Regions from separate parts of the Mus musculus genome. Here region 2 is linked to region 1. The links are chromatin contacts, found by Hi-C in ENCODE. All regions are on one chromosome and are shown on one strand. The core of a region is the stretch at or near the end of the contact, and the rest is flanking DNA. Distances in the headings are between cores, read along the strand shown. Region 1 holds the start of Jph1 (junctophilin 1). Region 2 overlaps Jph1 (junctophilin 1).

Region 1 (7,695 bases), core at 2,766-5,265:
GAAAGTCATGATACTGCAGAACGTAAGAGATACTCAGATGCTAGGATGATACTGTACAAGACAATGGCAGGGGACAGCACACAGATGAGGAGTTGTGGAATAGCTACTTTTCCTTTTAGAACACAAGGCAGTGACCTAAAGATGCTGACAAGAGTAGGCCTCTGAAGGCATGAGTGAATAATTTGAGTCTCAAAAGGAAGCACTATTGAAAATGAGAAAAAAAAATTTATTTACTGACTTTCAGTACCGAGTGCCTACTGTGTCCTGGTGTGTATTTCTGTGTTTTGTTTGCAGTGCAGGGATCTAAACCCAGAGCCTCATGTATCTTAGGCAAGCACACTACCCCTAAGCTACCTCAGTTTTGGTGTATTTGCATGAATTAGGGATCTTCCACTCCAACATGAGTAAATCATAACCAACTCCTCTAATTAACTATAATTTGTTCTTCAAATTCTACACAGTGGCATTATAAATCATTTAGCCAAACAAGAAATAAAACTCATCTCTACCACCCCTCCTTACTTCACACCCAGGTTGTTTCCTTCCACCTGAGGTCTTTCAAAGTACTCTCCAATAAAAACAGTATTAAAAGACTGAAGACACGTTGTTGGCACAAAGCTATAATCCACACACTTGTGGGAGGATGGTAAGGCAGGAGAATTTAATGATCCAGGCCAAGACACTCAACTCACCAATATCCTTCTTCAAAGAAAAAATAAAGAAGGGCTGGGGATATATTCAGAAGTAGAGTGCTTACCTAGCATACACCAAGCCCTGGGTTCAATCAGTAGTACAGAAAAATGAGATTTAAAAAGCTTACTGGTGTGCAGTAATTACACTAAACAAACAATTTGAAGAACACTGACTTTGGTATTCTTCTGATTTCATGCTATCTAAAAAGCTTAGATCTCTAATTTTTCAAAATTAATTAAATTTAAAATTTACTTAAATTTCATGAACACTTATCACAAATGAATCATTTGGATTTCTTTACAAATCAAGCTAATAATGTTCATTTTGAATTATGTGATTCACTTTAATTCTATATATGTCTTTATGCTCTTAATTCATGTTCCTGAAACAATAAACACTCATACTTCAGCCTTTTTGTCATCTATAAACTTTTTATTAAAACTCTCAGTAATTCTAATAGAATCATATCACTAAAAAATAACATCATTAAATTGTAAGCAAAACATCCTTACCAACATATGAACTGGACATACACTGCACCAGCTTACTGTTTATTATAAAAAATGTTTTAGAAGAGAAACTAGTAATGGCTGGGTTTTGTGTACAAAGGAAAAGAAGCTGCTAATTGTTGGCCCCTGGGCTTTACTGACCTCCCCCATTCCACCTGTCACACCAACATTCACATTCTCTTCTTACTAATCCAGTCTTAAAGCTAAATTCAACTCCCCCTTATCCAGGGCAAAGGTTCAGAGAGAGAGGGAACATAAGGACATTACTAACCCTGACTCTGAAATTACAACAGTATTCCACTGCCAGGATCTACTTGCTCTGCACCTCTTGCTCTGCCCTCTGCTCTCCTAGCATGGCCACCAAACCTCAATCTTTACGTTTATATACACGGCTATGGGATGAGGAGGCATCTCTTTGTGGTAGCATGAGGTAAATAGAAATATGGGCTCATGCTCTTCATTGGTTGAAAAACTGTTCAGGAGCCAGTAAAAGTTCATTACTAACTTTCTCCCGTAGGAGTCAGTCGCAGTTAGGCTAGAATTAAGTTTTGTTGAAATTAAACAGCTCGTATTTACTGCACGGTTCTCAATTTTACTTAAGGTTCTTTCTAAGGAAGGTTAGGCAGAAGAGCTGTGTGTTATCCTACACAAACCTCCATACCCCGCCCAGATGGTAAATGCAGACTTTACCATTACTTTCCCTGTACCATGAATGACTAGGTAGCTTTTGCAGAAGCCAGAAAATTGTGATGTCTAGTGTACTCCTTGAAAGCCCTCAGTTTTAGAGAATTGGGGAGGAAGACAAATACTTCAAGGGAAAAAAAAAAAAAAAAAAAACTCTTAAAGAACACTGGGATCCTAACACTAGAAGTAGGTCCCAAAACAAAACCCAACAAAAAGACAAAGCACAAGTGCTGCCTCTGGGAAGAACACCACTTGAAAGACAAAGAAAAGAAATATCAGTTTGAGCAGCTCTTCTTTTCCTATCGGACCAAACCCTCAGAACAAGTGGGACTTGATGCTGTGTGAGCCCCCAATGCCAGTGTTTCCTGTGACTGAGAAAAAGAGTTGTGGCTCAGCTGCAAAGCCCTGGGTCCTCATTTTCCCAGTGGCCTAAATCAATCCCCAGTGCAGAAAGGGATGCTGAGCAAGATGCCTGATTACTTCAGGCCACTAGGGTAAGCACTATTCCTGGCACTTCACAAGCAGTGCCATGGGCGAGGGGTTCTAATTCTTTTTGGTGATTTGGCTCAGTGTAAACAGAGTTGGGGTTTTGGGGGTTTTCTGTTGGTTTTGTTTTGTCTTCGTTTTTCCTTTCTGTCATTTACACAGATAAGCAGGAAAGGACAGCTCCAGTTCTGAGAGAAGGAATTATGCTCAGGAAAGAATCCTTTTCTCTTGCTCTCCTTTTGACAGTTGTCCTTTAGGGTTTTTATCTGATTATCAGCCACCTAGTGAGAGGCCCAAGTGCTCACCTGTTTTGTCCTCTCAGCCTGGGGAACAGCAGGAATGCACAATCTGAGAGTCCTTCTGAGACCCTGGCTTGTGACCTGGGGAAAAGACTTCCTCCACTGGCACTGTGAAGGCAAGGAGAGATCAATGCCACTCCTAAAAGAGGCTGTAGTATGTGATTCAACTATCCTGTTAGCAATTCTTGACTTTACGGGTACTACCATCGAAATACACCAAGTCTTTCCCCAACACAGAAAGGGGAGGGTATTTCCATTGAGAAAATGGAGATAAAGTTTAGAGGAGGTATCTGAAGTGAGTTCAACAAGGCAGTGAGTGCTGCTGCAGGAGAGTGCATCAGCTGACACCTGTCCTGTGTTTAGAAGTTCATGGCTTCTTTGTTACATTAGCAGAGTGCTTTACTTACCATATTTCTCCTTGAAAACTGTGTTTTCTTTTCTAAACAGTGGGCGACAGTGGAGAGGTCCCAGGTGTGCATTCCAGGCACTCAAGCAATACATACAGACTAAGCCTGTTTGGGTGCACAGCTCCAGGATGTAGCATTTCTAAAGCTGAGAACAGATGAGGGAACAGGCTGGAATGTAAAAGACAATGCCCTGTGTTCCTGCAATGCCAGCTACAAAGCCCATCACTTCTACAAATAAAACCCAAACAACTCATGCCCATGCTCTTTCAAACTGCATTGCCTCTCTTGGAATCTTCATGAAAAGAAATGCAAACACATGTGCCCTGAAATGGGTAGGTGTAAAAGAACATTCTGCACAATTATATCTAGGCTGCCACAGATTTATCACATGCAGACATATATTTGGAGCATATTAATTCATGATGACAGCTGCGCATGACAAATCCAACAGAGCTCAAGTTGGAATGCTGGGGGAAAAAATGCAACTACAAACCCTATGCAGACACACACCACCACCACCACCACCACCACCACCACCACCACCACCACCACCACCACCACCACCACCACCCACCTACACAAGAGTTGTCACTCTATCACACAGGTGGCCTCACTTGTAGAAGACTAAACACAATTGAAAAGCTGGAGGTTCCAGCAGCAAAGAGCAGGTCCCCAGCACAGGCAGCCGCACCTTTATCCGCAGGCTTGACCGTCTCACGTCTCAGAGTACACTGGCCCTCCCAGTCACAGCCCACTCCGCAGACACACACGTGCCCAGAGCTCGCGCGCCAAGCAGCCGGAGGAGAAGCTCGGCTCCGCGGGCTGGGGGCAGGGCCCGGCGGGCGGGCGTGCGGGCGGGCGTGTCATGGGGCCGGGCCTCCGCGCCCAGGGAGGGGACTAGGGGCGGGCGCGGGGCGGTGCCCGGCTCACGTGGGCGGGTGGGAGCAGCTGAAAGTCCGCTCTGGAGACTGGGCTGTCCTCTCGCGCGCGGCGCTGGCCGGGGCGGCGGCGAAGGAGGAGGGAGAGAGGCGGCGGTGGCGACGGCGAAAGAGGAGGGGAAGACGGGGGCGGCGTCGGACTGGAGCCGATCGGCGGTGCGAGCTGCCCGGGGCGCAGTCGTGAGCTCGCCCGACGGGCCCCTACCCCGGAGCTACACCCTGCGGTGCCCAGCTCTGCCCACGTTTGTGCCCCCACGAGGAGCGCGCCGGGGCTGCCCCCCGAATGACGGGCGGAAGGTTCGACTTCGACGATGGCGGCACCTACTGCGGCGGCTGGGAGGAGGGCAAGGCGCACGGGCATGGCATCTGCACGGGGCCCAAGGGCCAGGGCGAGTACTCTGGCTCCTGGTCGCACGGCTTCGAGGTGGTTGGAGTCTACACCTGGCCCAGCGGCAACACCTACCAGGGCTACTGGGCGCAGGGCAAGCGGCACGGGCTGGGGGTGGAGACGAAGGGCAAGTGGATGTACCGGGGGGAGTGGTCACATGGTTTCAAGGGGCGCTACGGGGTCCGGCAGAGCTTGTGCACCCCCGCCCGCTACGAGGGGACCTGGAGTAACGGGCTGCAGGACGGGTACGGCGTGGAGACCTACGGGGATGGAGGTGAGCGGCATCTCGGGAGTCTCCGAGGGCTGACGCGGTGGGCTCTTCCCTGGCTTCGGGGACGTGGGGAGGACGCGAGACGCACGTGTCCGGAAACCCGCCAAAACATCTGGGGAGTCTACCCTCCCTCTCGCCCTCCTCCCCATTTCGAGGGAGACCACTTGGTCTCGCGGCTGGGTCGCAAGTGTCTGCGGCTCCCCGGGCGGGTAGGCTGTCCATACCCCGGGAGTTAGGCGTGCAGGTACCTGGCCGGGGCCCAGAGCCGCGCTGCCCCGGGAGGGCTGGGCAGGAGAGAGGACACTGTCACTTGAGCCTGTCACATTACATTCCTGATCCCTCCCTCTCCAGGCCGGGTTTGAAATCGCCACTCCGGAGGAGTTAGAGGGACGTCTTGAGCTGTGTGGCTGCCGGTCGGTGCTGACCGCCGCGCGGTTTGGTTTCACGTAGAGTCTCGTATTTCGCTTCTGGCCCTCCAGTTAGCCTAAAGATAGAAGCCAGAACCCCATAAGTAGGATGTTGGGGAATTGGACCTTATTGAGGGTGTATTTTCTAGAGTCCTAGTTACAGGCAGCAGAGCAACTGCCCAAAGCAAGCGGCATTCCTAATTTTCTCCCTAACTTTCACTTGGCTCCTTAAAGTACTTTTGAATCAGAAGAACTGTAATCTTTGCTGACCTGGAGATCTTGAGAAAATGCTTTAGGAAAAATGGACGGAGTTTCCATTAAATATTTAAAAAGGTTAAAGAGTATGCTATATCCTGGATATACATTAGGGGTGTGGCCTAAAAAGTAAGCCTGGTTGTGATTTAACAATGTTTGCCTTATAATTTCTGTATGTTATAGGAACGGGTTCATTTTTTTTTTTTTCCGCTAAGAAAGCATACATTAGTGAAACAGGGGTCAAAAGTTGATTAATTTTTTTAAAGACAAAGCTGGGAGAGATGAATAGGGCTATGTTTGGGCAAAGACTATTTTCTGATAATAAACATAGTCATATTTAATTGAAAAGGATTATAGGATGTCACCTTTTGAAATTAAGCTGCTTCAGAGTTGGAGGATATTAAAGGGATCCAATTAAAAGTTTCTCCAGCCCACTGAAATTCCGTTATGCTATTGCTTATATAAAAGCTTATACAATTTGTACACTTCACTTGCTCAGAACACTTGGGCTGTGTTTCAAATGCAAAACAGCAGAATGGTAGGATTTGCTTTTTTTTTTTTTAATACCATTTGGCCCTGCAGTATAAATAAGGATATGGTTCTCATGGATTGGGGGGGGGGGGTGGGAGGGGGGAGATCTTAGTACTTTTCTTTGGGCTGAGCCCTGAGTGCCTTGATAGTTTAACAGGGCCATTTACTCTTCAGAACCACAATATGCCTTGGTTGACAGCCTTACAAATATTGTTTCTGGATTTTATTGGAAGCCTTAGCTCTGATATAACAAAATACTGTGTTCAACCGTAAAAATTTAGTTGTTTTTTTTTTAATATGATCATTTTAAAGCCCTTATTTTAAAGATTATAAGATAGACTTATTTTATTGTAGTTTAATTACAATATAGACTTTCTTTAAAAGTTAAAACTCATTAAATGAAACTTGGTGACTTTAGGGTATTTGTTATGCTTAGTAATCAGAACATGAGAGCACAGAAAAGCCGATGTGTCTTTGTTGTTTGCACAAGGCCAAATATATCTCCAAGTAACTGAATAATCTGCCTTCTGTTTTAAACCAACTTTGAAAGTTTAAACAAAACAAACAAACAAACAAACAAGACCCTGGTATGCTATAATCAAGAAAAAATGTTAAACATGTAAGTCACTTTTGAATGCTTACTCTTTGCTGGTCAGTTTACTGGTTTTCCTTCTGTTAACACCTTTTATCAGAAAATCGATAATTTAAAAACAATGGCCTAAACAGATACAATTAATTCATTCAGAGGTTTTAGTCCAAGTAGGAATAGCAGCTTCTCTATTCCTGAGTTAGCTTAATTCTGCCTCCCTTCCTACATATTTTTAGTGACAGCAGGGAAGGAAGGAATAATTCCATGTGAGAACTCGCACTTTATTTCACTAGAGATTTCTTTGTAAAGTGTCACTGAAATAGAGTCCCTAAATATTAAGAACTAAATGCATCATATTCATGAAATTCAAGTCCAGGTGCCCAGATTCTTTTGTACAAATTCTGATAAACCTACTATAAAGCTATGGAAGATATCTAGGAAGACCCACTGGGCTATTTATGTATTTGAGACAGGGTTACTGTAGCCCATGCTAGCTTTAAGCTAAGTGTGACTCTGAACTATAAGCATTCTGCCTCCACCTTTCCAGGACCAGGTTTATGGGCCAGGACCATGTGGAGATGGAATCTAAGGCTTCATTAATGCCAAGAACACACTCTACCACTAGAGCTACATCCTCAGTCCTAGCCATTGTTTTCTAAACTAGATTTATAGTTGATTATAGAATTTGAAGCATATTCTTAAATTTGGCACACAGTAGTTCAAATTTGACTAAAATTCATTTTGGTCCAGAAGCTATTCTCAACAATATTGTGCAGTAAAAGAAAAAAAAAAAAAAAGAAAGAAAACAACAACAACAAAACACATTTGTTTGTGTGTTAAACTTGCCCTGTGTCTTAGGAACAGAGAATAGTAAGTCACTACTCCTTTTGGACAAAAGAACTTGGAGCCCACCTGCTTCCTAGAGAAATAGGTCTTGTTTTCTAGGTTCCTTGACTAAACCAAACCTCTTTAAAATTTCAGACCAACTGCTTAGACTTTGAACAAACAGGTTCCTAGTGGTGCTGAGCATGTCCTGGAGGGATTTTCTTCAGTACTGTGATAGTGTAACCACTCAGAAGGGAAGGGCACTGGTACCTTTGTTTCCTGCCCCCATTCTATTTGATAGTTCCAAGGATATTTAAACTTTCTAATCCTTGCTGTTCTTTATAAGCAGCCTGAGTGTTCAAGCAGGTTTTTGAGAAAGTAAAGCCAGGCTTGACTTTGGAGCTGTCCTTCAG
Region 2 (7,695 bases), core at 3,147-5,646, 88 kb after region 1:
AGGGTTGATTTTTTTTTTCCTATTTGTATCCCTTGAATTATTGCTTCTGTTAGTGTTTCAGGCACTTCGCTGAAAAGGAGTAGGAAGGATGGACAACCATGTCTTATTCCTGATTCTAATGGGACTGCTTCAAATTGTTCTCCATTTAGGATAACATTGGCTGTGGGTTTGTCATAGATAGCTTTTATTAAGTTGAGGTGTGTTCTCTCAAGTTCTACTCTCTCTAGGACTTTTATCATGAAGGTGTATGTTAGATTTTGTCAAAAGCTTTTTTTTTTTCATCTATTGAGATGATCATGTGAGTCTTTTTCGTGTTGTTGACTCTTCTCTTGGCTTGAGTATTAGAGGGATGCTGTCTTTGGAGAAGGAGTTGAGAGTGTTCCTGCTTTGATGTGTTGGTTGCTCTTTTTTGAAAGTCTGGTTGAATCTGCTATGAGTCCATCTGGGCCTCTTGGCTTTTTATCACTGTTTTGGCCTCTGTATTTGTTATGGGTCTGTTTAAATGATCTCTTCTTGGTTTAACTTTGATAATTCAGATGAATCTAGAAATCTATTCCTTCTAGGTATGGTAACCTAATAGAATGTCAGTCTTTAAAGTATTGCCTTACCTGGGCAGTACAACTTTAATCCCAGCACTTGGGAGGCAGAAGCAGAGGGATTTCTGAGTTTGAGGCCAGCCTGGTCTACAGAGTGAGTTCCAGGACAGCCAGGGCTATCCTATCTCAAGGGAACCTATCTCGAGGGGGGAAAAAGTATCTCCTTACAATATTCTCGATTTCCTTGGTGTCTGTTATAATGTTTCCCTGTTCATCTTTGATCTGTTGATATAATGGGGGCCATGGTTTGTGGAGTTTGTTTATTTGGCTAATTGAGCTAAAGATCTATCTACCTTGTTTATATTTTCAAAATACCAGCTCTTAAATTGTTTTTATTCTTGATTTGGTTTGGTTTTGTCTTGTTCTCTTTGATTCTATTTCATTTCTACTCTGATTTTGTTGTTGTTGTTGTTGTTGTTGTTGTTGTTTTCTTGTCTACTGGATTTGGGTTTATTTTTTTCCTTGGTTTCCTAAATTCTTGAGTTCCATCTTGGGTAGGGGGTGGGGGTGAAACAGGGTCTCTTTACAGAGCCCTGGTTGACCTAAAACTCGATATGTAGACTTTAAACTCAGATCTGTCTCCTAAGTGCTTGGACTAAAGGTGTATACCACCACTCCTGGCTTGAGAATGTTCTGGTATTTTAATGTGGGCATCTAGAGGTATAACTTTCCATTGTAAAACTGCATTTATTGTGTCCTGAACATTTTCTTATGCTGAGATTTCATTTTCATTTAATCTCCATGAGTCTATGTACAGTCCTTTGCTGATTAGATTTCATTATATTACAGTTCAAAATGATACATGGAATTAACTTTTTCTCAAGTTTTAAAGATGTGTTTCCCAGGCTATGTGATGTATTTCAGAAAAGTTTCTGTAGGCTGCTGAGTTTTTGTACAGTCTTTGGTGGTGTTTGGATAGAATATTCTGTTGATACCTATTTTGTGTACAATGTCATTCAGTTCTGACATTTCTCTATTTCGTTAACCTGTCGGTAAAAGTGGGGTTTTGAAATCACCTGTTATTAACTGACTTAGAGTTAGCATGTGTCTTTCCTTTCAGTAGTATGTGTTTTATGAAGTCAGGTGCATGTATGTTTAGGATTGCAATGTCTTTGTAGTTAATTGTTTCCTGGATTACAATGTAATCTTTATCTCTTTCAACCAGTTTTTGGTTGAAGTCTATTTGTCAAATATAAGGACAGTGCAGCTTCGTGCTTCCTGGTCCCATTTACTCATGATACTTTTGTCCATCCTTTCTCTTTAAGGAGGTGCTCATTTTCAGAGCTAAGAACAATCTCTTGTAGACAGGAGAAAGGTGGACTTTGTGTTTTAATCCTTTTAGCTGACCTGTGTCTTTTGACAAGTAGTGGGGACCATTACTACTTAAAGTGTGTGTTGATCATAGGCATTTAGCTTGTTAGCTGTTTTTGTTTGTGTTCTTGGTCCTGTCTTGTGTTTATTTTATGTTTCAGTCGTTATTAGTTCATTTATTTTCTTTAGTCTCTCGTCTGTGCTTATTCTTTTGGTCAATCTGAAATACTGCCTCCAGGATTCTCCACGTGCTGGTTTGGTGGTGTATTTTCTTTTAGTCCGTTTAGATCATGGAAATTCCTTTTGTTCCCTCCGCGATACCTGAGTTTTACTTGGTACAGTAGTCTGGGTTAACATCCATGGTCTTTTAGAACTTGAAGTAATTACTCTATGCTCAAACTTTTCATTGAGAAACTATTATTCAGAGGGACTGTCCTTCCTGTGTGACTTGTCTTTTTTTCTTGCAGCCTTCAGTAGTCACACTTTGTTCTGGGTATCTAGTGTTTGGACCGTGATATGCTGTGGAGAGGTTCTTTTCTGATCCTGTCAAGTTGGTGTTTTGTGCTTCTTATATCTAACTGGGTTTGTCTCCTTGGTCGGGGTGTTCTCTTCTATGATTTTTTTGAAAACCTGGTCTATGCAACTGACCTGGGATTCTTCTCCTTCATCTGTGCTTATAATTAGAAACTTTGGCCTTTTTGTGGTGTCCCATAGTTTCTGCATGTGGTGTTGTTATTGTGTATTTCTTGTTTGTTTTTCTAAATCCTCTACTTTATCTTCATACCCCACCATTTCTTCTACTTGAGCCATTCTTGTAGAAAGCTGTCCCTCTGAGTCTTCAAATTGGGCTAATCAAGTTTTCATTTCAGCTTATTTCTCTTCACTATTTCTATTTATTTACTGAATTAGTTTTAAATTCTGAATTGTCTTCAGAATTCCATTCGGCTATGTGTTTGTGTTTTCTTGGGCTTCGCTCGCACATTTTTTGTTATTCCCATTAGGTTCACTGAGCTATTTGTGTATTTAAACTCCTTGAATTATTTGATGAGGTTTTAAGTTTTTTGTTTTGTTTTGTTTATTTTTAAGTTTGTGACTTTGGGACATCTATGTAATTCCCAATGGGGAGCATCTTTAACACACTGGTGGATTTAAGAGGAAGAAAGCCTGTGTTGGTCTTTCATACTGTTTGCATTTTTACAGTATGACTTGTGCATGTAGGCTTCTTTTGCTGCTTGTATGTCTGAAGTGATGTGTCACGCTAGGTTGTTCAGACTGTGTGACTAAAGCAAGGCCTGTGGGTTGGGGATAGTCAGGCTGGCCAGGTTTTGGAGACTTAACAGGCTTGATCCATGAACAGATGGATCTATGAACAGGCCTGGAGGCTGGATATGATGCAGGCAGACTAGTATCTGGGGGTCTGATCTCAACAGAGTGGATCAGCATACAGGATGTGTGACTGGAGCAAAGCCTGGGTGTTGAGATGGCTCAGGTGAGCCTGATCAGAATGGGGCAGCACACAGTAGGTATAATCCAGGCTAAGGCTGGGTATTGGAGGGGGTGCAGGCAGGATAGAGTTCAGAGAACTTACCAATTAGACCTGGGCACACAGTAGGAGACATGAGCAAAGCCTGGAGATTGAATATAGTTCAGACAACTGGAAGAATGGGGAAGGGAAGCCCAGATGGCCTACATCCAGATGTCATCGCAACATGTAACAGTACATGTGACAACAGGCCCCTGTGAGCAGTCAGGGCTGGGATCAGATGACTCTGGAAGGAAGATTCTGCTAGTTCCAGAGCAATTGGAAAGGAAGAGGAATGGAGAAGGAGTAGTCAGCTAGCCTACCTAGGTCTGTGCCACATGTTGTGCCCCTGGGAGCAATTCAGTCTGGATCTTTTCCTTTAAAGGCCTATGTTTTTTAATCTCAGTAATACTACAAAATAAGTGGGAAAAGACAGGAGGCTACCTGAGGCCTGCTGGCAAGCCATCAAAGCTGAATCAATGCAGTCTGGGCTCAATGACAGACCCTGTCTCAAAAAAATAAGGTGTGAAGATCAATTGAGGGAGGCAACAGATTATCAGATTTCTAGTCTGAGCAAATAGCACCAATGCATGTGCACACACCTCTACTCCCCACAGAGAGAAAGGGAACAGTAGTAGGAAAGAAAAAGAAAGACTGTAAAATGCAGGTTTAAGCACTGTTCTGGAGAGGTGCCCCACTGGTTTGCTGGCATAAGTGCCTTGATAGAGTGACTTATTCAAGAGTGATAAAATGAGTATCTCGCTTTGTGTGCAGCTTATTTCAAACATTTAAATGCATTGGTATATTTCACTAAGAAAGGGACCTTTTGCTCATTTGGAAGTGACCTGATAAATCAACTCCCCCTTCCCTGGTACCTTGTGGGATTAGACATTCCAGGGTATGAACCCCACTGGGAGAGCTCAGCAAGCAGAGGGAGTTTTGTCCTGTGGTCCTAGCCATGCCACCCTCTGGGGAAGCTACACAGGGGGGAAACTGTAGGCTTGAACTGCTTTGCAAGCAAACAAACTTACCATTGTTTTCTACAGATGCTAATTCTTGGCTCTGCTGCTCATTCTGCAGCAGAGCAGGGGACTGAGGGGGAGGGGGGTCCCTCTAGACTTGTGTTAGGTGTTACCACAAGGTAAGTGATACTGAAGGCCATCTGGATTTTCTAAGCTGAATGGTTTTTAAAAGCCTTTTTATGGTGGAAAAGCATTTGAAGGAAAAGAAATATTGTGGGAAAATGTAATTCCACCCTTCCTTAGCTCAAGCAGATTCATATAAGCAAGTTGTTCATCAGTAATGGGTACATTCAAGTCGTATGAGATGACAGTGAGCCTCTTTGAGACCAGAGCTAAGTGGAAAACTGCAGTCCCCTTTGACCCACAGTCAACACTTCTTTCTGCAACTGTATAGAAGGCCAGTTCTGTGCTGGGTGTTATAGATCTTCTCAAGGGAACACATGCTTTCAATTCTGCATTTACAGGGTGATCAAATCAGATAGGCTTTTGCAAAAAGACTTCTAGTACCACTTGTAAGCCCGCTCATTTAATTTGCACATCTCAGATACATGTATCACCATTGTTTGAAAGGCATATGCTGCAGCCCTCGGGAGAGTGATGGCTGCTACCTTCCAGTTTGAAAGTTTTGGTGGCAGATTACTTACTTTAAGGAGCTGGAATTATTTTCATCATTGTGAAATCTCATGGCTTTAATTCAGAAATCCAGTATTATATAAACCAATTAAAATTGCAAGATAAAAACAGACCTGTGTAGGGGTATTAAGTTCTCAAAGGACCAAGTTTACTTACACATGGAAAAACCTAAATTTGACTAAGAGGGAGAGAATAGTGACTTACCCATTGAGAATTTGGAAAGAACTTTGCCCCCAGGGGTTTAAACTTGAAAATATTATGGAAATCAGACAAGAGACCCTCAGTGGTAACTTTAAGGAGGTACTCATAACATGACTGGGTGTATAAAAACATCTGAAGACTCAGTCAGCCAAGGAAGTATAGAAGGAAGTGAGTCACAGAGACAAACACTGACATTGTCCTTCCAGACACTACCTAGAGAGGCCTGGGCCAGAGCTTGCCCTACTGCACTTGCATTGACAAGAACTACTTATGTGACCAAAGGCAGGGAACTATAGCCAGGAGACAAGTATATACTCTGCTGGCATCAAGAAAATAGATGCATCCGGCTGGTATCCTGATGTCATTACAGAGGTGGTTCATCTCCTATCCCTCATCCTGATTTCCCAGTGATTAGGGAACCATGAAGTTCTGCCCTGGAGAATGGCATTTACTGGTGATATCAGTAAAAGTCATGTACCTTGTGGACCTTCTATATTGCTCACTATAGATAAGTGAGTTGGCCTTTACAGTATATTGTGTCAGTCAGTCTTGTGTTTCATAAAGAGGAGTCTGTCCGGAGCACTTTGTGTGCTAATCATTCAAGTCCCTAAGTCAAGGGGACTGAGCTACAACCTTTGAGGATGATCAAGAAGTAGATGAGAATAGGAATAATTGAGAAACTATTTGCATGGCTTTTCATCCTACTATTTGAGCTTACTTTCAGTCGTGATTTTGCTTGTGTGTGGAAGAGTGCAGTGTGTGTGTGTGTGTGTGTGTGTGTGTGTGTGTGTGTGACTGGTATCTCCTTTGATTTCTCTCCACATTATTTTTTAAAGAAGGTCTCTTACTGAAACTGGAACGAACAAATGTCCTAAGACTAGCTGGCCAGCGGCTCCTTCCCAGTGCTAGGATCATAGGCGTAAACCACCACTCCTTCCTTTTGATGTGGGTGCTAGAGATCCAAAATCAGGTTCTCAACCGGCTATGGCAAGCACTCCGCTGAGTCATCTCCCAAAGTGTTCTTATCTCATTTTTAATCCCAAGTCATATTAAGTAAGGCACTTATTTTTACTTATCAATGAGTCTGGGAATGAGTTAAATAAGTTGAAACACCACCTTGGAATGTGATAAAAATTCTTTTTTTGAGCCCTCTTGGAAGAATGCCAGCGGCTTCCCTAGGCAGCATCCTGAACAAGCGTTGTTGAAATGCTCACACACTGCACTGTTGATTATTTACATGAAAGTGAAACCTGTAATCTATGTTACCAAGTGTTAACTATGCTTGCATTTCTCATAAATTAGAAGTCAAGGTATTGTTTATTACTAAAGGCCTGTAATATATACTATATTATATATATTATTATTTATATATTATATTTATATATATAATTATACTATATTACAACCACTAATATATACTATCTTTGGTTAAGTAAAGGGAAGCATCCAGGAATAAATGGCTTGTAAACTCAGCTTCCAAACCGAAAATTCCAATTTTTTTTTCATGAAGAAGGGAAACTGAATAGTCTGCTATTAAATGTAAAAGTGGTGATTCCTGGGCCTACTGGTTATTCTAACCAAATTGAATTGTGTATTCAATTTCACAAATATGTATTTAGTGGCAGCCGCTTACAGGGTGTCAGGGTGGAAAGCCACAGCTCACCACCATGAACACTGACTGGTCACAGATACTGCACAACTTTTAAAGATGGGACTACAAGTTCTCTAAATTGAGGAAAATACATAATAAAATAAATTTAAAAAAAAAAAAAAAGATGGGACTACAAGGTCCTTTAGGGAACATGATGTCATTTCCACTGCTTATACCATCTCTTTATAATCTATCAACCTGTTCCTCTTTTCCTGATTGGCAGTCTTGAGAGAATGACTGGTTTCTGTTTAATAAATTACTCTCTATTGCTGCAGTAAAGGCTTTGACATGGACATTGACTTTATATGTTTAGGGCAGTATTAGTCTGCCAGTCCAGCAACATTCACTTCTGAAGTTCAGACTGGATTCCCTGCTTTCATCATTTGCCAGTGTCTGCTCAAAGTCTTTGTGCCAAGTGTGTAGACTTACCTTTCTGTGTGGGGATGGTGGGCTGGCTGATCAAATGTGGAATGTTGTACACCAGGTGACTTTTTCCCAACGTAAATATCCCCAGAAGGGTGAGAATCTCTTAGGATTCACAGGTTCTGCCTATAAAAACATGACTGTCTACAAATTCCAACTGCCAAACTTTCAGCATTTATTTTAGTTTCCCTCTGTGGCAATAATGGCTGGTTCTGATCGTGAGCTGCCACCACTCACCAGCTTTATGTAGCTACCATTACATGTAACACATATTACTACACAGAACAAATAACGGGCACAGAATGTGCCTTCCAAGAGAAAAAGAGTCCAGGAAAA

Evidence for each region. A loop is a pair of places that touch in the nucleus more often than their neighbours do.
Region 2: a loop to region 1 is called in a map of left cerebral cortex, with 2.1 times the contacts of the local background. The contact joins the enhancer-like site here to the promoter of Jph1 in region 1. A Hi-C loop is called at or near these places in 1 of 37 maps with a recorded cell type or tissue (left cerebral cortex).

The regions. Positions count from the first base shown.
Region 1 is chr1:17,094,209-17,101,903 of GRCm38, reverse strand. Jph1 (junctophilin 1) reads left to right here and starts at 4,015. Exons shown (of 5, transcript NM_020604.2): 1 at 4,015-4,678. The coding sequence starts at 4,300. Gm46085 (a long non-coding RNA gene) reads right to left here and starts at 4,071. Exons shown (of 3, transcript XR_001778833.2): 1 at 3,653-4,071; 2 at 3,079-3,223; 3 at 1,111-2,779. It overlaps Gm31982 (a long non-coding RNA gene), which reads left to right. Exons shown (of 4, transcript XR_865203.2): 4 at 3,119-3,331.
Region 2 is chr1:17,006,585-17,014,279 of GRCm38, reverse strand. The region is part of intron 3 of Jph1 (junctophilin 1); the gene reads left to right. Among named protein-coding and RNA genes, the nearest start is that of Gm46085, 87 kb to the left of the region's middle. Within about 2 kb of position 4,396, at least 2 of the 3 ENCODE cell types and tissues checked have a DNase peak (open chromatin) inside an H3K27ac peak, as active enhancers do; they include left cerebral cortex, where a contact is called at or near this core.